7 separate regions of the Homo sapiens genome follow, and all the other regions are linked to region 4. The links are chromatin loops, found by intact Hi-C in ENCODE. Cell type or tissue: mammary epithelial cell. All regions are shown on one strand. Region 1 overlaps NAV2 (neuron navigator 2). Region 2 has its middle 11 kb from the start of MIR4486. Region 3 overlaps NAV2 (neuron navigator 2). Region 4 holds the start of LOC107984418 (a long non-coding RNA gene). Region 5 overlaps NAV2 (neuron navigator 2). Region 6 overlaps SLC6A5 (solute carrier family 6 member 5). Region 7 overlaps NAV2 (neuron navigator 2).

Region 1 (4,000 bases), 390 kb before region 4:
ATGCTGCACTTTAGATCTCTAGATTTATTTATCCCACAGAACTTCAACTTTGTCCCCTTTGTTCTATATCTCCCCATTCTTTCCCCCACTTCCCTCCCCCACTTCAGGTAACAACTGTTCTACTCTCTGCTTCTATGAGCCTGGCTTTCTTTCTTTCTTTCTTTTTTTTTTTTTTTTAAAGATTCCACATATAAGAGAGATCATGCGGTATTTTTCTTTCTGTGTCTGGGCTTATTTCACTTAGCCTAATGTCCTGCAGTTTCATCCATGTTGATGCAAATGGCATGATTTCCTTCTTTGTAAAAGTTGAATAATATTTCATTGTGTATGTATGTATCATGTGTGTGTGTGTATATATATATATATATATATATATATATATATATATATATCACAATTTATTTATCCATTTATCCGTTGATAGACATTTATGTTGTTTCCATATCTTAGCAATTGCAAATAATGCTGCAACAAATAGGGGAGTGCAGATATGTCTATGAGGTGCTGACTTCATTCCCTTTGGGTATATACCCAGAAGGGGGATTGCTGGGTCATACGGCATTTCCACTTTTAATTTCTTGAGGAACCTCCATGCTATTTTTCATAATGCCTGCTTTCCCAAAAACAGTGTTCAGGGGTTACCTTTTCTCCACATCCTTGCCAACACTTGTTATCTTTTGACTTTTTTTGGATGATAGCCATCCTAACAGGTGTAAGGTAATATCTGCATCTCACTATAGTTTTCATTTGCCTTTTCCTGATGATTAGTGATGTTGAGCACCTTGTCATACACCTGTTCTCCCCTTCACCCCTCCTGAGCCCCTTATACTCCAGCCCAACCAAACATTTTTGGAAGACCATGGACTCAGCAGTCATCGGGACTTGGGGTCAAATACTGGCTCTACCACTTCCTACCTCCTGTAACTTTGGGCTAGTTACTTAACCTCTTTCAGTCTCAATTTCCTCATCTGTAAAACAAGGGTGATAAAAGTACTTGCCTCATACATTCTTTGTGAGAATTAAAGAAGACAAGTGCAAGGCACTTAACACAGAGTCTGGCACATAGTTAGTGCCCAATAAACAGCTACTTTAAGGCCAGAATAAATTTCACACATGGTCATCATCTAGCTCTGGGATTGGCAAGGGTGTGGGTGTGGTTTGCAAGGAAGACTCATGGACTGCCTGCTACCCACTACGTGAGGCGCTCCAGGTAAGAGCTGGTGGCTGGCAGTTCATGCCTCCTTGTTCTGCTTGGTGCCTATGTGGATGAGGCACTGGTTCCAGGGAGGTTACAGGGCTGGTTCCCCTGTACCAGGGCACAGCCTGGTATCAGCTCTGCCCATCTCTAGATAGTGGGAGCAGGAATCCTTCAGTCCTGATGCACAGATGGGCAGGAAATCTAAAAGCCACCTCTGCCCTTGTCCAAGCCAGTCCACATGTGGATTAGAAGCTGCAGCTCTGCACTGCTGTACCTGGAAGGCACAGACAGGCAGACAGGCCCATGTTCCTGTCCACTTTGGTGGCTGTCCTGGCAAGCTGTGGCTACTATTGCCACCTGGTGGCGTTTCACAGCAACACATGCATGGAGACTTCTGTAGTGTCTTATTAAAGATGTCAAAGTTTGTAGCATCCTGGGAATTGAAGGTCCACTTCTACCTGCTCACAGTGCGGAAGGCAAAACCAAGATTAGAGAAGGAAGAACAGTGGGGTTTAGGAGAAAGAGCACTGTGAGAGTTGTGTAGCCTTGGTTCAAATTCTACTCCCCCTATTTGGGATTTTGGACAAATGACAACCTATGTGAACTTGTTTCTTATCTAAAATGTGGTGGAGATCCTCAACATTTACTCATAAGGCCACTGTGAGGCTCCTATGAAGGGCTTTATAAACTGCAAAGGACCCTACAGGTGGAGAGGTGGTGGTTATAGCTGTTGCAGCTCCAAAGTGAGGCCAGTACTTCTGAACTTGGGAGTCAGGGGTCTGGCCTAGCATAACCAACCACTACCCAAGCCTAGCAACAAGACAGATGGCAGAAGGAATGGATATGAGCTACTCCCTCTTTGCTGGCCCAGGATATCTCCAGGGTGGGTGAAGCACTGGGGTCTTCCACCCGTGCTGTGAGTTCCTGGTGCTTTCTCCCTCCTGGGTCTTGCCTGCAGTCTGCTCACACAAGTGTAGCTTCAGGTGGGAATGCCTAGTGCCTGCAGTTGTCAGTTCTAGGCATGAGGAGCTTGTGTCTGGGTTTCCCCAAAGGACAACATTCTGGGTCTCAATGAAGGACAAGATGCAGAATTCCAAGGCGAGGCCACAAAAAAGTGCTGGGCTTAGCCTAGAGCTACCTCTCCAGCCCCAGGAATGTGACGGTATCTGGACCTGGACACAAAGCATTAGCTCATCCCTTCTGATGATAGACAAAGAGCCTAGTGCTCAGAGTTGGGCAGTCATCCCGGCAGCTTCTCACTGTCCTGCCCAGGCAGCTGTCTGGACTGGTCCAGCCCAAAGAGCCTGGAGTGTCTACTTACCCCACTGGCATGGAAGGTTTGGGTCAGGCCAGGGTCATCCCAATCCTCAGGCCCTAATGCTAAGCCCATCTCACAGGTACTCGGAGGAGGAGTCCTATTTGGGTTGTAGTATGCTTCCCCTCCACTGGCCTCAGATACAGTTGGTTTACTGAGCACCTAATATGTGTTAGATAAGGTACAAGATGTTTTCACAGAGATTATCTCATCTCTTCCTCAAAGAAGCCCTGGAAGTGTGGTGTGATTGTTCCCATATTACAGATGAAGAAACTGAGGCTTACAGAGGTTCAGTCACTTAGTGAAGTGGGAGCTTGGTTTTAAACCCATACTTCTGCCTCTAGGGCTTGCCTTTGTGTAGTTTAAGAGTGAAAGACTTTCCAGAAAGAGACCTGGAGTGAAGGCCTATCCTAGGGATGAGTTGCAGGCCTTCACTGTGCAGAGTAGAGGATGCCAATGGCACACTTTGCCAGAGACCCATTGAAACACTCCCCAGTGCCAGCTGTTGGCTGTCACTCCTTCCATCTCCCTGTCCTAAATACCTCCAGAAGGTTTAGTTCTGACACCACTCATGTGGGGCCCATTTAGAGAGACAGTGAGTTAGGGAACATGGCTGAGGATGGAGGAAGGAGCACCACTAATTGTGGTAAACCCATAATTAGTTCTCTGCTTATGGCTTCAATCAGTACTTTTAATTTAAAAGGTAATATCTGTGGATTTTTTTTTTAAAGATTTGTGACATGGGTATAAAAGGAATAGAAAACACTCATGTTTTCTCCAACCAACCTCACCCCACTGTCTCAGAAATCACCTCTATGAACAGTTTCTTGTGCATCATTCCAGAAAATTTGTACAAAAACAAGTATATTCAAATACATCTATCCTTTCTTTACTCCAGTTGGAATTTCACCATCCTCACCATCCTACAGAGGTCTTCTTTCATGCATCATCATCTCTTAGGCATCTCCTGACATAGATGTCAAATGCCTTCTCTTAACTCTGCACTGTAGACTATTATATGGCCATTGTCCTCCTGGTAGGCATTTTGGTTATCCTGATTTTTTGCCGTCATGAACAATGTGCTGATTACACCTCTATTTTTGCACAGTTTCCCATATAGGACTGTAAGATAGGTGGACTCCTGAAAGCATAATTATTGGATCAAAGTACATGCTTTTTAGATTTTACTAAATATTCCCTATCGCTCTCTAGCAGGGTTGTACTGTCACCAGCACTAGGAGTAGAAATGATCTCCACATGGAAGATGAGTCCAGTAGTCATGTGGGACAGTTGCTGAGAAGACATGATTTCAGAGGCACCCAGAAACTGCTCATGATCCTGTCCCCCTCAGGAATCTCCCCTTTCCGCCTGTCATGGTGTCTGGAATTCTCATTCATTCCTTGACCTGTGGCATTGTCTCCAGAAAGCTCAGGTGTTTATTTTATGACTGCATTTGCAAAAGACAAATATAATCCAGGCTAAATTGT
Region 2 (4,000 bases), 570 kb before region 4:
AGATGCAGGCACTAAGCCTCTGGGGGTGAGGGCCTCGTGCCTCCACACTGCATTCATTTAATCTTCCAACCATTTCCCTGGCAGTGGTAATATACCCATTTTACAGATACCCTTATAAGGATTAACTAGTAAAAATAACAAAAACCATCACAACAATCCACAGTTACAGAACTCTGACTGTGCCAAGTGTTATCTATATTTTCTCATTTAGTCTCGCAACATCCATATATAGAAAGACGGCACCTGCCTGTGAGGTGGATCATGACAGAATCAAGTTATTATGCCTGACCACCAACCCTTTGGGGCAAATCCGCTCTCAGAGGGTGGAAAGTCTTGTTGACAAGCAGAGTAGCCCCTGGGGCCTCAAGCTTTTGGGGCATCTCTGGGGGCTCCGGGCATCCTTTAGGGCAGGATAAGATACTTACAATAAACTCTCTCTTTGAGACATGGATTGGGTCTTCACTTAATGTTTTTGACTCTTCATATTTTTTTTTCAGTTTCAAGTTTTGACAGCCCTGGAGCTTAGGCACTAAATCAGCAACAGAATAGGATTCTAAGATGTTTGATTAGGGATTAGACCTCTGACACATGGCTTGCCCAGAGCTGGCTGATCTAATACATCTCAGAATCCAGGAAGAAAGGGACCATGTACCACAAAGCCTAATGCCTCATTGTGAAGAGAAAAATGAAGGCCCTGTGCTGGTGTGGATTTACGCAGCACTAAAGCAATAGTTCTCAGGTCAGAGCCCAGGTTTTATGTCTCCTAGTCTATAGATCTGCATCAGTAGCACCTACAAGACAGGGTTGCTTCATAACCAAGTTCCATTCAGAGCCAATCATATGTATTAATGGTGTGGTCAGTAAGATGTCAAGGAATCTCTGTCTATCCATCTAATCTCATGAGTTTTCTCTGGGTCCTAAAATAATGTCACCTTCAAAACATGGAGTAGGCCCTGCCAAGACACCTCACCTACCTAGAGAAGGTATTAAATACATTACCAGCAGAGACCCAATTAACATCTGGACCTATCAGAAAGCAGAAGCTGGGACACTGGATAGCTCAGTTTGATTGCTATGAGAGCTCTCAGGAAAACAAAAGAAATACAAAAGTTTGGATTGTGGGCAGATAGAATTTTCAAAATTTAGAGAAGATCCGAAATCTTTTCATTGCTTAGATGGACAAACCAAGACCAGGGAAAAGAAGTGAATTTCCCACGCCTGCCCAATAGTCAGGACAACACCTTCCCTACCAGCTCTCCATCACTTCCCCAGTCTCTCTTCCCAAACACAGCTCTACCAGTAATACAGAGTTGGGTGCCAGGACTCAGGAGTCGGAACCCCATTACACTTAGGCTAGATCTTTGTGAATATTGAGGCTAAGAGTGGAATTTAGTCATGGTCTCCTTTTGACACAGAGGGACCTTTATAGACCAGAGTCGATTTTTGTCTGTAACAACTGTAAAGTAAAATGAACACCTTGGTTGCTACTTGAGCCCTTGGATCGGGATGCACCTGGTGGGCTGCAGTAAATCTTGAAGTAGCATCCATTAATCAGCTACACCAGAATTCACCAATGTGCTTGTTAAAATGCTGAGTCCTGGGCTTTATTTACCCAAGACCCATTGAATCCCGGGTCTATGGGGCATTTTAATATGTATCCCAAGCGATTCACATGCCCCCAAAAGTTGGAGAACCGCCACTACAATGGAAGATCTGGAGTTAAGCTTGCCTGGGTTCAAATCTGGGCTCTGCCAGTTACCAGATGTATGAACTTCAGCATGCCTGAGCTTCAGACTCCTCCTGTAACATGAAGAGAATAGTAATAACTACCTCACAGGGTTATTGAGAGAGTTAAGGGAGGTAAAGCAGGAAAAATGCTTAGCATTGGGCTTGGCACCTTGCAAATAAATATTAAGCAAATCAATTAAAGCAAAGCAAATATATTTAATAAATTAAATATTGAACAAATAAATATTAGCTGCTACTGTAATGTCGTTCTTTAGATACATTCCCTGTCTTCACCTGTTCACATGGAGGCCAGCTGCAGCCTCTGCAATCAGGAGCCCGTCCCCACCTGAACCCCCGACCCCTACCCCTCCAGGGAAGATGAGCGGCTGTGAGAAGCCTGGCCTACCCATTCTGTGGCGGGGGCTTTGGGGAGTGCAGTGACAAGAGCCACCAGCAGGGGGAAGCATAAACACATTTCAGGGCATAGCGCTGGTGATCCTTGAGGGTGGGGCGCTCTCTGGGGGAATGGGCTGAGGCTGGGATCAGCGTTTCTTCTCGAATTTTCCCCCCACTGTGGACAGGAATATCTGGTGATGCTCACAAGACAGAATCCTGCTTTTCCTCTAATTGCTCAAAAAGTGAGACCCTGCGCTGGCTGACACTGGCTCTTCCCTGAAGCCTCAGGAAGCGGCTCATTAGCTGTTAATTTTATTTTCACCACCCAGTCGGGCTCTGGCAGGCCCTCGGCAGAGTGCTGGCTGCCGGGCCTTTCTAAGGAGACTCTTGGCAGAGCTCTGATCTGGGCGTCGTGTTCTTTTTCCATTTGGAGGAGCAACTGCGTGAGGTGCCTCACCAGACTTAGCGAGAGGGGCTGAGGGGCGGGGCGGGGCCTGAGTGTCCAGACCTGCCCTCTAGTTCCCTTCCTGCCGTCCCCTAGAAATCAGGGGGCCGGGAGGTCCGCCGCCGCTTGAGTGCCCACCGTGTGCTATTCTGTACCTCCCACCGGGCTCCCCAGGAGCATGTCACAGAGGGGAAGGCTGAGGCCCAAAGAGGTCGGGTGACTTGCTCAGAGCCACGCAGCCAATGAGCAGCAAAAGTAATAATGACACTGGGCCGGGCGTGGTGGCTCACGCCTGTAATCCCAGCACTTTGGGAAGCAGAGGCTGGCGGATCACCTGAGGTCAGGAGTTCAAGACCAGCCTGGTCAACATAGTGAAACCCTACCTCTACTAAAAAATACAAAGATAGCCAGGAGTGATGGCAGATGCCTGTAATCCCAGCTACTCGGGAGGCTGAGGCAGGAGAATCTCTTGAACCCAAGAGGCAGATGTTGCAGTGAGCCGAGATCACACCACTGTACTCAGTCTGGATGACAGAGTGAGACCCTGCCTGCCCCCTCTCCAGAAAAAGGTAATAATGGCACCGGCCGCCTAGTGTGTGCCCAGTATGTTGCCGGGATCCATCGCTGTCCTTTTACATATGTTTACTCCTACATCAATCAAATCTGTAAAGCCCAGTGGCTGAGGTTAAAGCCCATGCTTTTCTTCCTACTCCGCACTGCCTCGAAACCCTTGGAAGTACTCTTCTCCTATTTCCCTAATCTTTCAAATTATTCAAATTCCCATTTGTTCTCCAATTAAAGGTCCCCTCCTCCCTCTTCATCCAAGAGTCCTTTGGTGAGAGCTTCGGTAGTGGCTTGATCACATTCTGAATTTGAGATTTGCTTGTAATTAGCAGTCTTGAAAACACCAGTTCTTTGCTAGGCTCTGCTCCCAGGAACCCAGGAGTCAGGACATCTGAGGAAGGGCTACATGCATCACTGATCTCTCCCTTAACCACCCCTTTCATAGGTATCTGGAATAAGCTCAAATTTCATTGATTTTCCTATGGTGATAAATTGACAGCCCGCCTTTTTTTTCCACAGAAATTAATGCCAGTAAAATGACTACTACAGCCCACTCCCTGCTTTGAATACACCATTAAAATAAACCATGTCTGTGTGCAAACATGTGTGCACCCAATGAGATGTGCTTTTCAAAGACACTGTCATGCAATGTACACAACACTGTGCAGACATTTCAATTTTCCTCCTGGCTGTCTCGCCATCTAAAGACGAAATGCTCGATGTGGCCTGGCATCCAATGGCAGCTGGAGGAAAAGAACTTGCGACTTCGTGTTTCTCCTCTGGAGCTCTGGGCTTGCTCTCATTTGCACTGGTGAATTGTAATGTCAGCAACCTATGGATAGACCGCAGGACACTGGGCTGCAGCAT
Region 3 (4,000 bases), 180 kb before region 4:
AGTGAAGGGGAGTGATGAGATGATGTCTAAGGAACCTTTCAGGTGGAGCCTGCCATGACTGTATAGCACGAGGCCTGGCTGGTAACTTGTTCATGCTCCCCTCTCAGATCACCCTGCAGACTTAAGGTGCAGTGAGTTATTTCACTTGCCTGGGACTTCTTCCTTCATCTGTTAACATGACTTGCCCAGAAGTTCTCCAAGATCTTTTCCACCTTGAATGTTCTAGCTGTTAAAGTTACAGATAAGAAAAAGCAGAAATACTAATTGTGCCACTCATTTCCATGAAAATAATGATCAAGAACCCAATGGGTGAGCCAGTATTTTTATAATTTAAATAATAGCTAACTCTCCTATATGCCAAACACAGTGCTAGGTGCTTTACTTTTATACTCTCTTGTTCTATCTCCATAGCAATCCTTTGAGGTAGATGATATCATAGTCCCCATTTTAGAGATGAGGAAGGTGAAGTCCAGGAAGGTTAAATAACTTGCCCAAGGGCTTGCAGCTATTAGGGACAGAGCGTAATAGTGTACCATCTTGCCAACGTTTTATTGCTGTATTGAAATACTACAACTACTAGAGTTTATTTCAAAATGAATTTGATTTTTCTCTGTTCTACCTCTGTGACTAGAAGTGTTCTTTTATTTCATTAAAAGCTGAGGCATAGAGGTGCTTTGGTTTTCAGCCTGTTACTTTTAGAACTATCTTGGGTAGTGAAATCTTTGAAAACAGAATCCACCAAACCTTTTGCAGGGGCAAAAGGAAAATTTCCCCTTTACCCTCTGAAGGTTCACTGGAAAATCAGCTCACAAAAGGCAGATTCATTGGAGAAAGGACATACAAATTTACTTAATGTATATACACAGAAGCCTTCAGAATGAATACCCAAAGATATAGGGGAGATTGTCCAATTTTATGCTTAGGTTCTACAAAGTACGGGCAGCTGTGTAGAAATATGATTGGGCAAAAAAGGTATGATCTAATGCTAGCAGATGGAGTGGGGAAACCAAGCAAGGTTCTTCTTGGCCCTTCTGAGAAGCATTCCTGCCTTCTGCGTATGGGGCAGAGCCCTCTCTGTAATGGAGGTTTCTACAATCAAACAAGGTGGGTCAGATAATTTCCTTATGCCCAGGCTTCACACAGAAAGGAAGAGGGAAAATTAGAATAATGTTTGGAGGTTTTATGACTGGCTTTGGGGAAAAAGGGTTCTGATTTCTATGGCCTACCTAGGGGCAGAGGGATTCTAGTTTCTATGGCTGGCCTCAGGGGAAATAGGATTGAGAGACCAGAGGGCAGAAAAAGGTCAGAGAGAAACTTTCACTTCTGAGGCCTTTATTTTGTAGTGTTTTCTGAGCTGCCCAACACCTTACAGTACAACAAATTTCTGCTGCCTGGAATGGCTGGCGCAATTAATGGAGTGAGAAATTAAATGACCTGGTCAACTTAGAGCATCCTTTTTTTTCTAGTTTTCCATAAACATGAAAAACAATAGCATACACCTATTACAACTGAATTTCACATAATGTAATCTTTGTATTATTGTTTAGAAGACTTTTGGTATCTAGCATGGACTCAGATTTATTATTATCAATTCCCATTTTCATATACTACCGAACAAATTGTGGCTTGTTTTGAGGTTTTTGTATCCTGTAATAGTTGATTTTATTGTCGAACCAGTCTTTCAATTCTAAAAAGATGGCCAGTGAATTCATTTTGATGTAGTGTTGATTATGTCCACAAGGTGGAGACATTGAAACACTCTAACCTGAATCTTAGTGATAGCCGACTGAGAAACTCCTGGTTTCTTTAACCATCCAAACCAGAGCCTTTACCTTTGCTTAAAAGCACCGATGTTTACATTTCAGTTCCAGCTTTGCCAAGTTTACGTTTTAGCATGTGTGATAGCACTTAGAGCAAGTGTAGATAAAAAGTTCAGAAACGTAAGCAAAGCACCCAATTACTGAAACTGGAGAACTTTGGTCTGGTTTCTCTTCCTGTTCCTTTTAATGTAGAAATGTACCCTCAGCATGAGGAGAGGTAGCCCAGATGGAACCTAATGCTCCTTCTAGTTGTAGCATTCTAGAACACTTGTTAAGCATGTATCCACTCTGTGGAAATGCATGTGAATTTCTGCTTTGAGGCCAAGTTACCAGTTTGTGTTTACACGCAGAGTTCAGAGCAAGACACTTAATGTCTTTTCTACTCATCATATTCTTCCTATAAACTGGCAAGGTTGTAAATATTGAAAGGCTGGTTATTCTGTGCTTCAGAATGTGCTGAATAAGGCATTGTTGAGGCAATTGATGTAGTGAAAGGGAAATAGACTGGGATATCATATTGGGCAGACCAGGGCTTAAACCCTCCCCAACCTCTTGCCAGCTCTGTGACGTTAGGCATGTCATTTGACTTCCCTGAGCTTTGAAGTGCTACAATTAATATGGTTTTTAAACCTTCAGCTGGATTTCTGTTTGCAGTTGTATCTGATAAAGACCAAAATCCCAGTCGGGGTCTAGATGCCTTATCTCCCTCAAACATCCAGGCGCTTGGAAACAATGAAATGATTAAAGCTTTTGTCCAGATGTTTATTTGGCTTAGTAGAAATGTAGCCTTGATGTATGAGTAATATATCAATCTGTACAGAGGCTCTTTGAGGAAAGTTCTTGTAAAAGTTTATAGTAAGTTTATTTAGAAAATCTGATATGGAAGTAAATTCTGGTTTCTAAAAACCTAAGACCTCTGTTTTTAAAGTGATGCTGTACTTCGGCTTGGCATAACAGCTATTTTTTGATGCCTCTAGTTCATTTTCTGTACTGGTGTGTGCATGTGCACCTGTGTGTATCCTTCAATTCTCCCTATGGTAGGGCTGAAATTACTTTATTACCATATTACCATGTAGTTTAGCTAAGAATTAAGGGCAAATGCCTCTTACACTTTGTGTGTGTGTGTGTTCTTATATTGTGCCTGGTATATACCAGGCATGTCTAAGTACTTTACAGGTTGTTATCTGATCTCACTCATCCCTTTTATTGGATTGATAAATTGGGCATTGGCTGTAGTGGGGAGGAAATTAAAATAACAGATGAAATTTCTCTTACTAGGTTTTGATCTGTGAAGTCAATCTTCTACTCATATTCTAAAAATTCAAAGTGCCATATGGTACAGAATAAAATTAAAGGGGCAGACTCCACGTCCATATGTTTGAAATGATTTTTTTTTTCTTTTCAAAGGAGGCACTGAGTTGTGTAATGTTCCAAAGTATAAGTAGATATCCCTTTATGGACAAAAAAATGACCCTTTAAATATAACATCAGAAGTTTCTCCCTCTCAGAACCTTTGATGGCTTCCCATTGCCTGTGGGAACAGATCTGAATGCCTTAACTGACTGTGGAGGCTCTTCATGGCCTTTGCCTCATCTGCCTTCGCTGACTTGCCCCCGGCCACATTTCCCTTCACACACTCCAGACTTCCCACTGCTCTAGGCTACCTGCCACCACCAAAAGCTGGTTCCTGCATTTGCAAAGCCCTGCCTCTGGTTCCTGCATTTGCAAAGCCCTCCCTCCTGGGACATGCTGCTTTCTTCCTGGAATTCCTTTCCCCTCATGCCCATCTGACTAATCCTGAAGAAAATGTCTCCCCTGTGATGTCCTCTGGGATTCCCCCAGTCACAGTTAGCTCAGTCTCACGTGTTTCTGGTAGTCTTGGTTCACACCTACCCTTATATATAAGCGTTTCACTTTGCATGGGAAGTGTCTGAAAGCCACTGGATGGTACTGAGGAAAGAGTATGTTCTTAAAAGGCAGACAGACTTGAGATTTAATCCTGGCTCTGCCAAGTGAACTGGAACAAGTTCTTAACCTTTGAATATTAGAGATAGAGCTTGAAAAGAACAGGCAAGAATCTGAGATGCACAAGAAATGTGCACGCGCGCGCGTGTGTGTGTGTGTGTGTGTGTGTCTTTCTCCACTAAACTTGGAGTTCCTAGCAGGCAGACAGCACTCAT
Region 4 (4,000 bases):
TCTTGCCAGGCTGGAATTTATTTCTGGCCTCCTGTCTAGTAAAGACCAATGTAGTTTCCTGTGATTGGATTGCGGCTAGGGGACCTGGGTTTCAGTTTAGACATTTCCATGAACTTGCTGCATTCCCTGTAGGGACTCATTTCCCATCTGCGGGCTCATTTCCATGAAGTTGCTGCATTCCCTGTGGGGACTCACTTCCCATCTGTGGGCTCAGGACAGTCAGGTGTGAAGCAAAGGCAACACATCAGTGAGCCCTCCCTCACTGCTGACCCATCCCCTTGCTTCCTTGACTTTTCTTTGCTCTGTATCTCAAGTGAGCGCTGGACCTGCCTCAGGCACCACTGCGATGCAGAGGCTTGGAGGGTTTTTTGGGTTCAGTTACAGTTTCTGAGCCTCTTGGCTCTGGTCACTTTTTCAGTGGAACACTTCTTCTTCCTTTTATTTTTTAAGAGAAAGGGGCTAGGCATGGTGGCTGACACCTGTAATCCCAGCACTTTGGGAGGCCAAAGCGGGTGGATCACCTGAGGTCAGGAGTTCGAGACTAGCCTGGCCAACGCAATGAAACCCTGTCTCTACTAAAAATAAAAAAAAATAAAAAAAAAATTAGCTGGACATGTTGGCAGCCACCTGTAATTCCAGCTACTCAGGAGGCTGAGGCAGGAGAATCATTTGAACCTGGGAGGTGGAGGTTGCAGTGAGCTGAGATCATGCCACTGCACTCCAGCCTGGGTGACAAAGTGAGACTTTGTCTCAGAAAGAAAAGAAAAAGAGAAAGTTTCTCATTCTCTGTCACCCAGGCTTCAGTGCAATGGCCCAATCTCGGCTCACTGCAGCCTCAAAGTCCTGGGCTCAAGCCATCCTCCCACCTCAGCCTCCCAAGGTGCTGGGATTACAGGCATGAACCTCTGGGCAAAGCTTTGTCATTCTTCATACTTTTCGAACAAGGAGCCCTGCATTTTCATCTGCACCGGGTCCTGCAGATTATTACGTAGTGGGTCCTGGTGTGGATTCGTGTGCCTGGGTTCCGTGCCCATTCGTTGAGCTGGGGTACGGGGATCATCAGCTACACCCAGACCACACGGACCCAGAAGCGGGGGGCAGGGTTGCTAAAGAAAAACTGAAGAGCGTTACCAGAAGCAAGAATGGTTGTGGCGTCGGCAAAATTGAATACACGTGCGTATCGACACCGATGTGGGATACGTTCTGAGTAGTTGAGGGAAGACCCAAAATCATGCCGTCGGAGCTCTTCCTGGAACCGCACCGCGGCATGTGTGGCTCCATGGAGGGCGTGACGCACCGTGCAGCAATACTCGCAGCGTGGAGAGTTCCAGTCCCGAAATGGCAGCGTCAGGCAAGCTGCTTCCAATACCCCTCCCTCCGACAACCAGAAACAAATACCCAGCGCCCAGATCCACACCAGCAGCAACCCAGAGCTCCAGTCTGAGGATGAGACTGTTCCAGGGCCACAGAAAAGAGGAAAACCTCGGGCAGATGGTGAGGGAAGGGAACCTCCGTGTTCAGGACACCTCCGCCCATCCACATTCGGCCTGGCACCGATCCTGCGGAATCTCTCCCCAACGCACGGTTTCTACACTGGAACGATTGAAACTAAGGGGGTGCGCCAACTCCCCCACCTTCGCGGGTCCCCTGGCAGGAGACCTGGTCCTTGCCTTACCGCAGTAGGTGTGGCTGTGACTGAAGGGAGCGGCATCCCTGAGCACAGTCGGAGACAAAGGGAGGCGAGGGCCAACCCCAGCCCGGAAACTCTGCCCTGTAACTCGGCCAAAGGAGACGCCGCATTGGAGCGGCTGTTCCGCAGCACCATGCTGTAGAAGGTACGTTCCTCTGATGCCCTGTGCGCAAACCCCTAGCCAGCCTTCCCACACTGCCAGGATAACCCTTTTGAAACCTCCCCTGTTTGGGACAGGCCGTGCTCCCACCTTTTATTGGAGACGAGGCGAACCTGGGCTTAGGGCGCCACCTAGAGCCAAAAAAGAGGAAGCGACCTGGCCGCGAAGCTTCGCTAGGCAAGGATGTCCCACAGAAACCCAAACAAGCCAGACAGAGAAAACTGGAATAAATAATCCTTCATTGCAAAGACACAGGCGTATACCCACAAAAACACCAGCAAGCAGGAGACCATGACCTACGCAAAAGGACAAAGCAAAAATCCAGTGACTGGGCCTAACGACATGGCGATTGGTGAGCTCCCTGACCAAGAATTCAAAATAGCAGTTTTAAGGAAACTCAGTGATCTCCGAGATAGCACACAAGCGCATTTCAGAAACTTATCAAAGTTAACAAAATATTAAAGTAATTTTAAAAATCAAGCAAATCTTGAAACTGAGAAGTTCATTTGCTGAATCGCTGAAGTTCATTTGCTGATGAACTCGATAGACTCTCAACAGCAGAGGGAACCAAACAGAGGAAAGTATCAGTGAGCTTGAAGACTGGCTATTTGAAAATACAGCCAGAGGGAAAAAAAGGAAAAAAATAACTGAAAGGAATGAAGACCGCCAACAAGATCTACAAAAGTAACTCAAAACACCAAATCTAAGATCTACAAAAGTAATTCAAAAGACCAAATCTAGGAATTGTTGGTGTTCAAGAGGGAGCTGAGGCCGAGCATGTGGCTCATGCCTGCAATCCCAGCACTTTGGGAGGCAGAGGTGGGAGGACTGCTTGAGGCCAGGAGTTCGAGACCAGCCTGGACAACATAGTGAGACCTCGTCTCTACTAAAAATTAAAAAAATATTAGCTGGGCACAATGATGTGCACCTGTAGTCCCAGCTACTCAGGAGGCTGAGGCTAGAAGACCGCTTGAGCCTGAGAGATGAAGGTTGCAGTGAGCCGTGATCATGCCACTGCACTCCAGCATGCATGACAGAGTGAGACCCTGTCTCAAAAAAAAAAAAAAAAAAAAAAAAACCAAAACAGTGGGAGCTGAGCAAGAGCAAGGGGTAGAAAGCTTATTCGAAGAACTAATAACATAGTAATACCCAACCTGTGCAACACTCCTTTCCTGTGCCAGGCACTGTGCTAAGCAATTAACGTGTACTATCTCATTTAATCCTCTCAGCGACTCTATGGCGACAGTATTATTAATGGTGCTTCATGAAAGGAAAAACTCAAGGAAATATCTCTTCTTCCTATAGCGTGAGAGCCAGCTAAGGAGTGCAAGCCCCCCCCTCCCCAACCATGGGGTGAGAAGTGTCCCCTCTGTTCTCCCAGCAGTCCTGTGCTTCCCTGTTACAGAGTGCCCCCCAGTCTGCTGTGATGGCTGTGGCCCTGCATCTCTTCCACATGAAATGAGAGCTGGAGGCATGGCTCACTCCATGATACAGATCTAGTCCCTAGAACAGAACTAGGCTCCTATGGGGAAATGCAATAAGGACAGCGAACAAAGAAAGGGAGAGGTAGAAGGAAGCTCAGAAGTTTAAAGGACTCAGTCTGGCAGAAAAAGAAAGAGGGGTTGAGGAGGGAGTGAGATGAAGGGAAGTTGAGTGCAAGGAAGTTCAGAGGGGGAACTCTACAGAATGCACATGGAAAATAAAGTTAATCAGCAAGGATGGAAAGATATCTTAAACGTCAACATCAACAGAAAAAAGACCTAACTGTATATCAAATTGAACTTTAATAATTTAGTGGAATATAATTTTAATGGAATATAATCTTGTGCTTTGCTTTGTAGATGTGTTGATGGTCGTGGTATTGATGTAGTAATTCCAGCACTATTTGTGACTAAGGAATGTTAAAGCAAATATATTGTTTGGGGGAATAATAATTCTCATTCACTAAGAGAGAAGGGAGAAAACATATGGAATGAGAACAAAGGAAGAACACCACATTGCTGTATTAAATTAAAGATTACTAGTAAGACCTCCCTCTTGCTCCAGAAAGATAGATAGAGAGATGATAGCTATAAATCTGTTCCCTGAAAGAGCATAGAAGCAATGATATTATAGTACAAATGATCGCAGCCACCACACCATGAGTTCTA
Region 5 (4,000 bases), 190 kb before region 4:
AACTCCTGAGCTCAGGCAGTCCACCCTCCTCAGCCTCCTAAAGTGCTAGGATTACAGGCATGAGCCACCGCGCCCAGCCATGAACTGTTCTCTGAAGTGTGGAGGCAACTAAATAGCTCCATATGAAATTTTTATAATTCCAATAGCATTATTAGTCTTAAGGTAATACATATTCAGGATTCACAGCTTCTCAATTTGCATTTTCAAAATTAAAATATGACAGTCTTTGATCACCATCAATCCCATTCCTTCTTTTTTTGTTGTTCGCTATAATCATTTGAAAGATTATAAAAGATATAACCTTTTTTTATTTCAAGCTTTTCTATCAGAAGAAAAAGTCTTAATGATAAAAAGCAAATGTCTGACAAAGAGGAGGAAGAGGAAAACGTCTATGATGTGGATCTGACTAGCCCCGTTTTTACGTTAATGCCCACTCTGGGTAACTAACGTCCTTCTGTCCCCTCTGAGTTGCCTTCATCTTTAGGGTAGTCTGGGAAGTGACGCTGGAAATAAGAGCACCAGGATACGAATCAGGACACCTGGGCCCTGTCCTTTATCAGCCCTTGGTGCCCTCTGAGGTCTTCGGCACTGGCTGCAGGAACAGGTATTGATCGAGTGTGGGTACAGAGTCCGCTAAGGGCTTTCCACATCTTAGCTCACTTCATTCTTCCCACACCTCCATGAGCTAGCAGCTTAGAGGTAATTAAGCAATTTGCCCCAAGTCACAGAACTAGACTAGAGGGGCTCATGTTTAAAACCAGGTGTAGGCTGGGCATGGTGGCTTACACCTGAAATCCCAGCACTTTGGAAGGTCAAGGTGGGCAGATCACTTGAGGTCAGGGGTTCAAGACCAGCCTGGCCAACATGGTGAAACCCTATCTCTACTAAAAATACAAAAATTAGCCTGGCGAGGTGGTGCACGCCTGTAGTCCCAACTACTCCGGAGGCTGAGGCATGAGAATCCCTTGAACCTGGGAAGCGGAGGTTGCAGTGAGCCATGATCACGCCACTGCACACCAGCCTGGGCAACAGAACGAGACTGTCTCAAAAACAAACAAACCAAAAAGCCAAGTCTGTCTAACTAGTGAGACCAGGCTCTTAACCACCAGTCTTGACTCTAAATCACTTTATCTTTATTGTCTTCATCTGGAAAATGAGAAGATTGGATTAGATTAGATTCTATAAAATGGTTTATTCTCCTTTTCTGCTCTAAAATTCTCTCCCTCAAGCTTATGGTTCACTATATATAACTTATAATTGCTCCCCCCCCGCCCACCAAAACCTCTCCATGTTAAAGTTGTTACCAAGGAGTAAAGGGAAGATGGGTCATTTTTTTAAAAATCACTCAGAATGAATTATATTTATCAATTCAGAAGTAACAGTGGATTCATCTATCACTTTATCACTTTATAGTTTACTAAGAGTTGTGTGTCACATCACCTTTCATTTTTATAGAACCAGAGGAGATTGCTATTATTATCCCCATTGTACAGATGAGGATGCTGAGATTCAAAGAGGTGGAGTGACAACTCAAGTTTTGCATGGCTAACAAGTTATAGATCTTAGACCTGGAGCTAGTCGAATATTTAGACTTCCAAGTCTAATGTTCCTTCTAGTACCTAGCATCTTCTGAGACTTAAACATTTCTTATTTATCCAGTCAACACACCCTTCTTGCGTTGCCTGTGTAGCATATGAACTTGAACTAACCTTTGCCTCTGAAGAGCTCTCAATCTAGTTGAGGAAAGATTTACATTTTCGCCAACAGGAGAATAAGGAGAGTGCTATAGGATCACATTTTAGCCAACAAGAGAATAAGGAGAGTGCTGTAGGAACTCCTGGCAAGGAGTCAAGGAAAGCTCTCAGGAAAAGATGACATGGAAGCTGCATCTTAAAGACAGATTAGCAGCGAACTAAGGAAGGAGGAGAAGGGCCTTTAGGCAGAGAGGTTGTAGTTACTGCAAAGATAAACCTGTTAAAGCCATGTGGAGAGAAGCCACATGTGGGTGCAGCATAGTAGAGTTGTATGTAAAGAGTTGGAAAGGCAGGAGATGGGGCTGGAAATAAAGGAAGAATGTGGCCATCATCTACCACAATAAGGGGTTTAGACCTTATTCTGTGGGTAATGGAAACCACCGAAGACAGTGATGTCATCACGTCAGTATTACAAAAGTCAATGAAAGATCGTGTGGGGAGTAGACCAAACTTAGGAAGAGTGTAGAATGGAGATCACAGATTCAGATGCCTAATTGGCCTCTAAATGGTCATCTAGATGGGTGGCTCAGGGTGAGTGGGCCTGTGGCAGAGGGAGCCACGCCTCTTTAGAGGGTGCAGCCACCACTTGGCACCAGCAGGTGGCGATCTGCAATAACAAAGACAGTCCTTTCCAAGCTTTATTGTTTTTACTGGACGAAGGCAGAAATGCAGATATTTATTGTGAAATATCCCGATTTTTAAATGTTGAACTAATTTTAAAACTTTAAAATATTATGCAGACCAGTAGGAATAAGTTGGGCTGGTTTCCACACCGGGCTGCCATTTGTAACCTCTAGGTGTGAGGTACCTGTTTCAAAGTACTCATAAGGCCTCAGCAGAGATGATGAGGGCTTGGACCCTGGCTGGAGGTGAAAGGAGCACAGGGAGTATGAAATCCTTTAAAGGTAAAGATAACAGAATTGAGAACGATGGCCTCAGTAGGAAGAACAAAGGAGGGAAGAACAGTTGGATGACTTGAGGTTTATCAGTACATCCCCCGTGGTCCATTCTCATTCTGGGCAAACGTTTTCTTCACAGGTAGTGAAATCGGTTGAATTAGTTCAGCATGCCAGTGCGTTAATAATGTTACATGCAGGGTCATGCATCTGAGTGTAATTATGCATTTGCATGCCATGCCTGAATGAGCAGAGGTAGCTGTGACAAGAAAACATTGCATGAAGCTGTTGCTTCAATTTGCTTGACAAATAAGGGCATGGAGAGGGTTTGGGGAAGTACAGATTTCAGTCAAGTGTTGAAATAATGATCAATGAGACCTTTCATGTCAGAAGAACTAAGCTCTGAATCAGAGACCTGGAGGGCAAACACACCTGCTTGGCACCCACTTCCGACTGGTTTTATGGTCACCTTTATAGAGAAAACCATGTCAGGAGAATTTTGGGGTGGGGGAGCTGTTAATAGAGTCATCTTTATGTTTGACTTGTTGGCATGGCTGGTTACTTAGAAGCTGTTCTTTGGCATAGGTTAAATTATTCAAATCACCCCGTACCCTCCAGCATGTGTCTGGCTAGACCTAGCATCCTGACGGAGGTTCAGAGAAGCATTCCCCAGTGAGGGATTGCAGACCCTCCATCTGGGCAATGAAAAGTTTATCTTTTACAGTTCAGCGGCTCTCTCTGTTCTTAGGACATTGCTCCACATACGGCTAATGAATTATTTAGCGTCAGTCTGCTGGTCCACTCTGTTCTGAAGCTTCTTGCTACAGGAGGTGATGGTGAGGGCTGTGGTTAGACCACAGTGGTCCAGATGTGGTAGTTGCCTCTCATGACAAGTGTGTCTGCTTCGGTTTGTGTGTGAAGGTCTCAGACGGACACTGAAGGGAATGTTACTGCCGAGTCAAGCTCAACAGGTGTGAGCGTGGAGCCCAGCCACTTCACCAAGACTGGACAGCCTGCTCTGGAAGAACTCACTGGTGAGTATGGAGCCTCAGAAATCTGTGTCTGTTGGTGATGAGGCCTTCCACGCAATACCTGCTGGAACAGCATGAACCCAGCTTGATTACGAGTTGCATTATGTTTGCATTGACTTTGAGCTAAACAAACTTTCTTTCTTTTTTTTTTTCCTATTATTTTTCTTCTTGTTTTTCTTCCCTTTTCTCTCCCTCTTACAGTTTCTTCCCTCCTCCCCAGAATCGTAAACAAGTCTCTTACTGGTGTGCAAATCCTATTTTTAAGATACGTTCAGTTTTATTCATTTAGGGGCTCTGGACTGCACTGATACTTAACTTT
Region 6 (4,000 bases), 480 kb after region 4:
ATGAGAGTGGACCCTTAGACCACTCTGATAAAAATGTAGTGTCTAGAAGAGGGCAAGATACTGGGGAGTCAGGGAGTGTTCCTGGAAGATGCTTCAGATGTGAAATAGATTGGGACTTGAGGCCTTGGCAGAAAGTGTCAGCTTCTTGGGTCAAGGGCAAGAGAGTGAATGTGAGGAGAAGTAGGGCAGCTATGTCAGAAAGTCTTTCTGGTCTATACCTCTGTCACTGACTGTATGTATGTCTGGGTCAAGTAACTCTCTCTGGATCTGTTTTCCTTCTCTAAAAAACAGAAATAAAAATGTTCTTCCTCTACCTACCTTGTGGGGATTGCTGTAAGGAGAAAAGAAATGAGGAGTGTGATACAGTTGCAGAAGCATATAACTCTACAAATAAAAGGTGCTAGTAGCAGTCACTTTGGAAGTTCTCGTCATTTTAAAGGGAACCTAGAAACAAGTAGTTTCTTCTTTCCCCAGTAGATCTGTTAATTCTCCTCAGCTAGGTCTGTGCTGAGACCAGCTTCCTGTGATCTCTGTATGATCGGCTCTTAGTGCTGCCCTCCAAAACCAGCTTTTTTCATGATGGAACTAGGACACTATTTAACCCTTCAAGTATATTAAGGGCAAAAATATGAATTCTTCCCTCTCGCAGACCCAGAGAGATGACATTTTTTTCTGCATTTTCTGCCATGAACATGTGTTTATAGTCTCTCTCTCTGTCTGTCTGTCTGTCTCTCTCTCTCTCTCTCTCTCTCTCTCTCTCTCTCTGTGTGTGTGTGTGTGTGTGTGTGTGTGTGTGTTTAAAGCAGGCTGAGCATGTTGACTGGATCAGGCACATGGGTGGAGGCACAAGAGACACAGAAGCCCCTGTCTCTGGCTTCCAGTCTGGCTCACCATCGCCTGGGAGACATGAAAGGCAGAGCAAAGATATGACACAGCTCAGCTCCTACTCATCTGGTACAAACCATTAAAATGATGCAAGCTCTGAGCACAAGGAGACAATGTACATTTTTCACGCTGATTGTTTCCTGCGAGTATATGACCAGGCTGAGCAGATCCTATCTCATTCTTACCCAGTGTTTTAATTTTTAATTTTTTTTTTTTTGGTGAAAAGAAAAACAAGGTGTCAATCCACACTCTTTCTTTGTGCAGCCCCTCCATCTGTCATTCTCTGTGTTATCAGCACATGAGTGTGTTCTGTTCCTGGCGCCAGGCTATCCCTTGCAGGTGTATTGGTCCTTTGGAATTCTGGGGTGACTTAGAAAAGTTGATGGTGGCCTGACTTGCAGAGCCCCACTGCTCTGCTGGACAAATCAGGAGTCTAGACAACGGATATTGCCAGGCTGTTTCCCAAATGGTCATATTGAGCAAGCCTTCCTTAAGAGATGGATAAACTCTTTCCCCAGCATTTCCCACCAATTGCCTTCCAGTCTCACCTTCTCTCTCACAATCCCATAACTACCCACATCCTGTGACTGCTGGGCAAAAGGACTCATCCCAGGAGAGAGGGGCTGAATGGCTAGCTATTGTGACCTTCGTGTGCAGCTTGGAGCTGCCCCATGACACTCTCAGTGCTGCAAGGGACACATTCCATGGGGATACCAGGCAACCATACCCACTCCAGCCCCAGAGGAAAGCCCTGGATCTGTGGGTGGGGAGAGGCAGCGTTTGCCACATCTTTCTGTGCTGCAGGTTGTAAGAGAGGCTGCTGTCTTTAGGGTGACTCAACTCTCCAAGTATCTGTAATGGAGAATGACTAGTCTGTGCCCTGTCAAGTGAGACCAGCGGCTTTACGTGAAAATAGGAGCTAGCTGGGTCACGTAAAATAGGAACAACATAAATATCATTTCTATTTCCGGAATGGCTTCATTTTCATTACAACTTTTAATTAAATGATTCCTTTTCTCCCTGGTCTTTCATGTGCTTTCATTTATTAATAATTGCCCAAGTAAAGAGAATCCCATTCCACAGCTTCCAATTTAGCACGATCATTATCGCTGTTCTTTGTTCGGGGTTGCTGGGCCGCAGAGCTCTCTGATGAGATGGCCCATCATTCCCTCGCGGGTGGACCCGAAGGCTCCGGGCGCTGGGAAGCATGCTCCTGCCGCCCGGTGGTGGGAGGGGATATTGCAGGAGGCTTGGGGCTGCGGAGCGAGCGAGCGGGGAGCCTGGGAACCCTGCTGCATTGCTGCAGGAACGGTGACCTTGTGCTGCTGCGGCGGCAGTGATCTACAGACATCCAGAGACGCTCTCTAGTGAGGCTGCCTGCGTGCTTCACAATTGCAACTTGGGAATCGAGAGATTTGGTGTTTGCCCTCGTGTTAGTGATCTCTCCCGTCTTGGGTGGACGTAATGTTTGGCAGGAGGGCTAGAAATAACTTATGTGCTTATTTACAGAACAGAGATATGGAGTGTTCTTTAATTGTCTTCATTTATGTCACTGCTGGGGGAAACAAAAGCTTTCCTGGTAAATATTTGATAATGATTAGGTGGGAATCCTCCTGAAACTCTGTTATTTGATTAAAGAAGATACTTTGAATAGGAAGATATTTTTAGGCCCTGAAGTGGAGATTCTCAACCAGGGGAGATTTTGCAGGGGACATTTGGCAACGTTCAGAGACGTTTTTAGTTGTTGCAGCTGGGTGGGCTCCTGGCATTTAGTAGGTGGAGGCCAGGGATTCTGCTAAATATCCTGCAATGCACAGGACGGTCCCACAGCCAAGAATTACTAAAGCTGTCCTTGCAGGGTTAACAAGAATTCTAGACAGAAGTATTGTTATAATCAGCATTAATCAGGCTGTGCTTTTGACTCACTTCCTTGAAACCAAAAATTGAGTAACACTACGTACATTTGCATCCCCATTGTTCCTATAGATGAGATTTCTGATGCTAGAATCATAAGGCTTTTGTTTAAGAATTGCTTAAGCAGATCCCGAATTCCAGCAAAACAGCTGATGCCAACCAGTTTAAAGACTCCTACCAGCTTTAAGCAGGGGCTCATGCCTGTAATCCCAGCACCTTGGGAAGCCAAGGTGGATGGATCACTTGAGGCCAGGAGTTGGAGACCATCCTGGGCAACACGGCAAAACCCTGTCTCTACTAAAAATACAAGAATTAGCTGGAAGTGTTGGCACACACCTGTAATCCCAGCTACTTTGGAGGCTGAGACATGAGAATCACTTGAACCCTGGAGGTAGAGGTTGCAGTGAGCAGAGATTGTGCCACTGCACCCTAGCCTGGGTGACACAGTGAGACTGTCTCAAAAAACAAAAAACAAACAAATGAAAAAAGGTTCCCACAGAGGAACTGAATCAGTGTGAGAATGCTTTTCTTCATCTCTCTGTCCCAGGACTTCACCCTGCACTCTTCAACCTACTCCAAAACCCTAGCTCCAAACTCTTTGGGGAGATGGATTTGAGGTTTCCTCCTATCTCCTTGTTCAGTGGCTCTTATGATTAAACCTCTTTCTCTGCTGCAACGCAGGAAACTCTATTTGCTTCCTGCGAGTAAATGACCAGGCTGAGCAGATCCTATCTCATTCTTACCCAGTGGTTTATTTGTTTATTTATTTTGGTGAAAAAAAAAAAAAAACAAGGTGTCAATCCCCACTCTTTCTTTGTGCAGCCCCTCCATCTGTCATTCTCTGTGTTATCAGCACATGAGCGTGTTCTGTTCCTGGGCCCAGGCTGTCCCTTGCAGGGGTATTGGTCCTTTGGAATTCTGGGGTGACTTAAAAAAGGTCCTCTTCTCTTAATTAAACCTCTTTCTCTGCTGCAACGCAGGGTCTTGGTGAAGTATTGACTCACTGTGCCTGTTGGGCAATGGACCTATTGCGGTTACTTTATCTGACCCCAAATGCCATTAGTACAGCTATTGAGAAACCTTGGTCTAAAGAACTACTGAAAGGGAAGGGATTCTTATTATTGTTTCCATTTTTACCCAACATTCTAAGAAACTCTGCGGTGTGTATGGGAAGTGGTAGGCAATTTATGGCAGGCAAGTG
Region 7 (4,000 bases), 230 kb before region 4:
GGGAAGCTATAATTACATAGCTTGGAAAAAGAAAAGTTTAAGAAAAAAAAAAAAAAGTCCTTTGGCTCCAGGACAGCCTAGGACTGTAAGTCACTGCTGCCCCCTACTGCCCAAGTTTTGTGTGTGTTTCCTAGAGGATCCTTGGTTTCTAGCCTGGCATTCTCAGGCACTGTGCTTGGGAGGATAATAACTTGCAGACTGTCTAAATGCTTTCTTCCAGACAGGGCCTCCCCACATTTGTTTCCTCAATTTAGGAGAATGTATGTGAAATGGAGAAAACCCACAGTGTGGGTGTGATCAGGTTCATGTGGCCTAGTGGAAAGACTTTCTCTTGAGTGGTGAGGAACTGACAGCAGGCCTGAGCTAAAATTGGTCTTCACAAAGCCGTCCACCCACTCACTTGGGCAGGCAGCCAGCTGGTGGATTCAAGGATCAGGTTTAGCCCTAAGGAGAAGGATTTTTGAAGGCACTAGTTGATTTTTGCTGCAAAAAGGTTATGCTAGATTTGGTTCCATTTTTAAGAGGCAAATAATTCTAAACCAGACTGTATAGTGTGGAATAAATGATTCTCTCCCTTATTTATTATACATTCATGTACTTGGAATTCAGTCCTTCATATATTCATGTGTCTGAGGTTATTTATTGAATGTCTTCTATGTACCAAGCATTATGCCAGTCACTGAGTATTCAAAAGTGAAAAAGCAGATTATTTCTGCCTGCATGGAACTTAAAGTCTGATGGAAGAGACAGTAAACAAATGCAAACAGTATCATTACATTTTGTGGTAACTGGTCTTATAAAAAAAAAAGAGGGGTACTATGAATGAACTTAATTCTCTGGATTAGGTAGAAACTTAATTCTCTGGACTAGGTACAACCTCTTCAGGGTGAGACCCATAGCCAAAGTTTGCAGGGTCCATTGTGCCCATGATCCCCATTCTCCCACACAATGGTTGGAAATAAAGGATGTTTTTGAAAACAGTTTTATGGACAGAAACCAGTTCCCTTGCACAAATGAAGATCTATATCCTGAACTAGCTTTTTTCTTCTCTCTCTGGACATAGGGAGTAAAAGTAAAAAAAAAATACAGGGAGGCAAACTTTGGCTCCATATGTATATTGTGAAAAGAACTTTTCACATTTGTCTTCTCACAGTTGAATAGGCTCTCTTGAGAGTAGTGAGTTCCCTGACCCCAGAGGTATTCAAATAGAGGCTGGAATATCACTTGCTAGGGATGCTACAGGTGAGGTTTCTTACAATAGCCGGTAGGTTGGAATAGATTTTCTCTCAGATTGCTTGCAAATCTAGCATTTAATTACCCCAGGCAAGGGTAAAGTTGGTGTGATTTGTTCTGGAAGAGTCTCCTCCACCTCAGTAATTTCACACATATCCCCACAGTTTATTAGAGTTCCCAAAACCCCACCTTTGGATTGGTTCCCTTAAAAGTATTCATTCATTCCAAAAATGAGCTTTATTTTTGAGGGTGCTACTTGTACTCTAGGATTCATTTGTATGCTGGAAAAAGGCTGCATCTTACGTGGATATGCCTGTGTGCATTTGTGATGACCTCTTTTACTCCATTCACATTCTTGAGAAGATTTCTCCCTTAACTTCACTTAAATTGTCTTGAACTTGCCAAGTTCATGCTCAGAGGCCATCAGAGAGTTCACAGGCAAGGATGGGTGCCACACAGAAGAAATCATGGCTACTTCATGAGAAGTCACATGTGTGGTTTCCACCATTTAACACTTGGATAATTCCTTGCCCTCATCTAAGAGCCAGATAGGAATGTTCATGCAAATTATTTTTTAAAAAATCTATTTCACTGACATGCTGTAGGGGGCAGTATTCATTAAGGAAAACCAGGGACAGAGTCCAGGAAGAGCCAGTAATTTCGACCTTGTAGGGAAGAAACTGGGCCCTATTTTTAACTATTTCTGTATACTAGAGACTCATTCAGTCTGTCCTATTGTTCGTGCATGAATGAGGCTCTGACCTTCAGTAATGAACCTTCTTAGGGGGCCAGGATTAATTTGGCTTATGTTAAATTCATCTGGCTTGGAGTGAAAACCAGTGAATACCTGTGAGGGAGAGGGACTTTTCCATATAGGACATATGTGCTAGGGCAAGGATTCTTACCTAGGTCACCTGACTCCAAGCTTTTGCTCTTTTAGCCACAATTTGAACCATTTCAGGCTCATACCTTCCAACACAAGTAGTGTTTACCTCCCCCAGAACATCTTCAAACCTGTTACTGCCTAGGAAATAGATAATAATAAAACTTGTGGGAGCGAACCTTTTTTTGGACCCTCTCACCTTGATAAGTTTGGTGAAGCAGGTGCCTTACTCACCCCTATCTTCCCAGCCCCTCAAAATGAATGTTTTCAAATCATAGCCACGTATGATTTCTTACAAGCCCAAGGCTGATGGGACGGTCTTGCTAAGGTGCACCAGCTTCAGGGGGTCTCGGCTGGGCCTGCTCCTATGTCTGAGGGCATCTGGCACATTGACTGCATGCTGGCTGGTCTGTAATGGCCTCAGGTGAGACAACTCAGAATTCTCTACATGGTCTTTCATCTCCCAGCAGTCTGGTCTAAGCTATTCTTCTGGTGGTAGGTGAGTTCGAAGGCAGAGAGTTGAAATGTACAAGGCCCTTTGAGGCCTAAGCTCTGAAAGAGGACACCAGTTTTTGTCTTCATTCTGTTGGCCAAACCTAGTCACGTGACCTGCCCAAATTCTTGTGATTGGGAAACAGATTCCACCTACTGAAGGAGGAGCTGCAAAGTCACATTGCAAAGCGTACATGGCACAGAGAGGGGTGGACACTAGGGGCTGTTTTTGTAATCAATCTACCACAATAAACAGGTTGCACCCAGTGAATTTGTGTTGATGGATTGATTTCAGTTGTCAAGGTAATAGTCTCTTTCCACTGTAGTTGCATGAAAATGAGAATGCACTGAGCTCATTTAAGATGTACTAAGACATACTTGCAGTTTCCTATAAGTTATAGGGGCATGTAGTTCTAAGAACTCACGGGGGAGAGCAGCCAAAGCATCCTTGGTTACCCCAGTCCCATAGAAGGTGTCTCTAAGAAGCAGATGCTGGCAGGTCGGTGAAGGGGCACAAGCACCACTTGCTTTATGAGGCCCCTGTGGCCAAGGAAAGAAGGTAGGAACCAGCTGTTAAAGTAGAACTCCGCAAAACAGGTCTTACTCCACTTGAGTCTGTTCTCCAGCCTTTGGGATTCTTGGTATTCACAGGCCTACACTTCTCTGCTTTCTCTTTCCCACACCAACTGGCAAAAGTTGTTGTGTGATGAAGATGATCCAAATGTCAGACTTGGGCTCAGGACACCTGGGGTCTGGTCCCAGCAACTCTATTTGATGGCTGTGTGGCTTTGATGGGTCATTTAACACCTCTGAACTTCACATTCCTCAGCTCTAAAATGGAAATGAGGATAGCACCAACCACATAAAGTTATTGTACGGTTTCCGTGAGATGAAACCATACAGAAAAATACCCTAAATTGTGTATATAAGGTTTGTTGAATCAATGATTTCATAAGTGTCCAAAAGTCAGAAATGACTACAAAGGGGAAAGTAACCACAGCAGCTGAACTGAGAACCTCAGAGAGCCAGTTCTCCACTCCTGGTCTGTTGCTTCAGATCAAAAGTCTGAAGCACCCCTGTAGCCGCCTCTTCTTGCTCATCCTCCTCTCTCTCTGATAAACCGTGATGAAAAGTGTTTTTGAAAACCAAGGGACCAAGAAACACTGAATGACCTTCACTGAAAGGACGACTTTTAGCAAATGCACACTTGACATAGTTTGGTAAATATCCACCCTGTTATCTTTTGCTCCTGGTGTCTTAGAAATGTCACTTATTGATTCTTGAAATTCCCCCACTGCCACTCATAGGGGGAGGGGGAATTTGAGACAGAAGTATTGATTGAAACTAGTGAACACTGAAAGAAGCATTTGTTAGGTGGTCCTTTCCTTTTTT

Evidence for each region. Hi-C counts contacts between places; a loop is a spot of excess contacts. Peaks named below come from ENCODE experiments on the same cell type or tissue, not always from the same donor. Only the 100,000 strongest peaks of a DNase experiment are listed, where the experiment ranks them.
Region 1: it touches region 4 in a loop (14-fold over the local background); 6 of 110 quality-filtered maps call a loop at or near these places.
Region 2: a loop joins it to region 4, with 10 times the contacts of the local background. A loop is called at or near these places in 42 of 110 quality-filtered maps.
Region 3: it touches region 4 in a loop (7-fold over the local background); 91 of 110 quality-filtered maps call a loop at or near these places.
Region 5: a loop joins it to region 4, with 7 times the contacts of the local background. A loop is called at or near these places in 40 of 110 quality-filtered maps.
Region 6: a loop joins it to region 4, with 6 times the contacts of the local background. A loop is called at or near these places in 32 of 110 quality-filtered maps.
Region 7: it touches region 4 in a loop (12-fold over the local background); 17 of 110 quality-filtered maps call a loop at or near these places.

Annotation. Positions count from the first base shown.
Region 1 is chr11:19,741,337-19,745,336 of GRCh38, forward strand. The region is part of intron 1 of NAV2 (neuron navigator 2); the gene reads left to right. Among named protein-coding and RNA genes, the nearest start is that of MIR4694, 17 kb to the right of the region's middle. In mammary epithelial cell, a CTCF peak has its summit at 1,558 (motif pointing left); a DNase peak (open chromatin) is centred at 1,535.
Region 2 is chr11:19,562,014-19,566,013 of GRCh38, forward strand. It overlaps a transcript of NAV2 not described here. Among named protein-coding and RNA genes, the nearest start is that of MIR4486, 11 kb to the right of the region's middle. In mammary epithelial cell, a CTCF peak has its summit at 2,192 (motif pointing right); no DNase peak of the experiment used is centred here; H3K4me3 peaks cover 256 bases.
Region 3 is chr11:19,949,929-19,953,928 of GRCh38, forward strand. The region is part of intron 10 of NAV2 (neuron navigator 2); the gene reads left to right. Among named protein-coding and RNA genes, the nearest start is that of NAV2-AS3, 29 kb to the right of the region's middle. In mammary epithelial cell, a CTCF peak has its summit at 1,732 (motif pointing right); DNase peaks (open chromatin) are centred at 1,773 and 3,663; H3K27ac peaks cover 35 bases.
Region 4 is chr11:20,130,626-20,134,625 of GRCh38, forward strand. LOC107984418 (a long non-coding RNA gene) reads right to left here and starts at 1,764. Exons shown (of 3, transcript XR_001748477.2): 1 at 1,676-1,764. It overlaps LOC124902643 (a long non-coding RNA gene), which reads left to right. Exons shown (of 3, transcript XR_007062615.1): 3 at 1-1,676. In mammary epithelial cell, a CTCF peak has its summit at 1,986 (motif pointing left); no DNase peak of the experiment used is centred here; H3K4me3 peaks cover 562 bases.
Region 5 is chr11:19,936,090-19,940,089 of GRCh38, forward strand. It overlaps NAV2 (neuron navigator 2), which reads left to right. Exons shown (of 38, transcript NM_145117.5): 8 at 3,572-3,684. Among named protein-coding and RNA genes, the nearest start is that of NAV2-AS3, 43 kb to the right of the region's middle. In mammary epithelial cell, a CTCF peak has its summit at 2,349 (motif pointing right); a DNase peak (open chromatin) is centred at 3,022; H3K27ac peaks cover 367 bases.
Region 6 is chr11:20,608,195-20,612,194 of GRCh38, forward strand. All of the region lies in intron 5 of SLC6A5 (solute carrier family 6 member 5), which reads left to right. Among named protein-coding and RNA genes, the nearest start is that of SLC6A5, 11 kb to the left of the region's middle. RefSeq lists a silencer at 2,040-2,237 and an enhancer at 2,216-2,285. In mammary epithelial cell, a CTCF peak has its summit at 2,110; DNase peaks (open chromatin) are centred at 1,707, 2,107 and 2,837; H3K4me3 peaks cover 308 bases; H3K27ac peaks cover 422 bases.
Region 7 is chr11:19,903,612-19,907,611 of GRCh38, forward strand. The region is part of intron 6 of NAV2 (neuron navigator 2); the gene reads left to right. Among named protein-coding and RNA genes, the nearest start is that of NAV2-AS3, 76 kb to the right of the region's middle. In mammary epithelial cell, CTCF peaks have their summits at 115 (motif pointing left) and 1,846 (motif pointing right); a DNase peak (open chromatin) is centred at 110.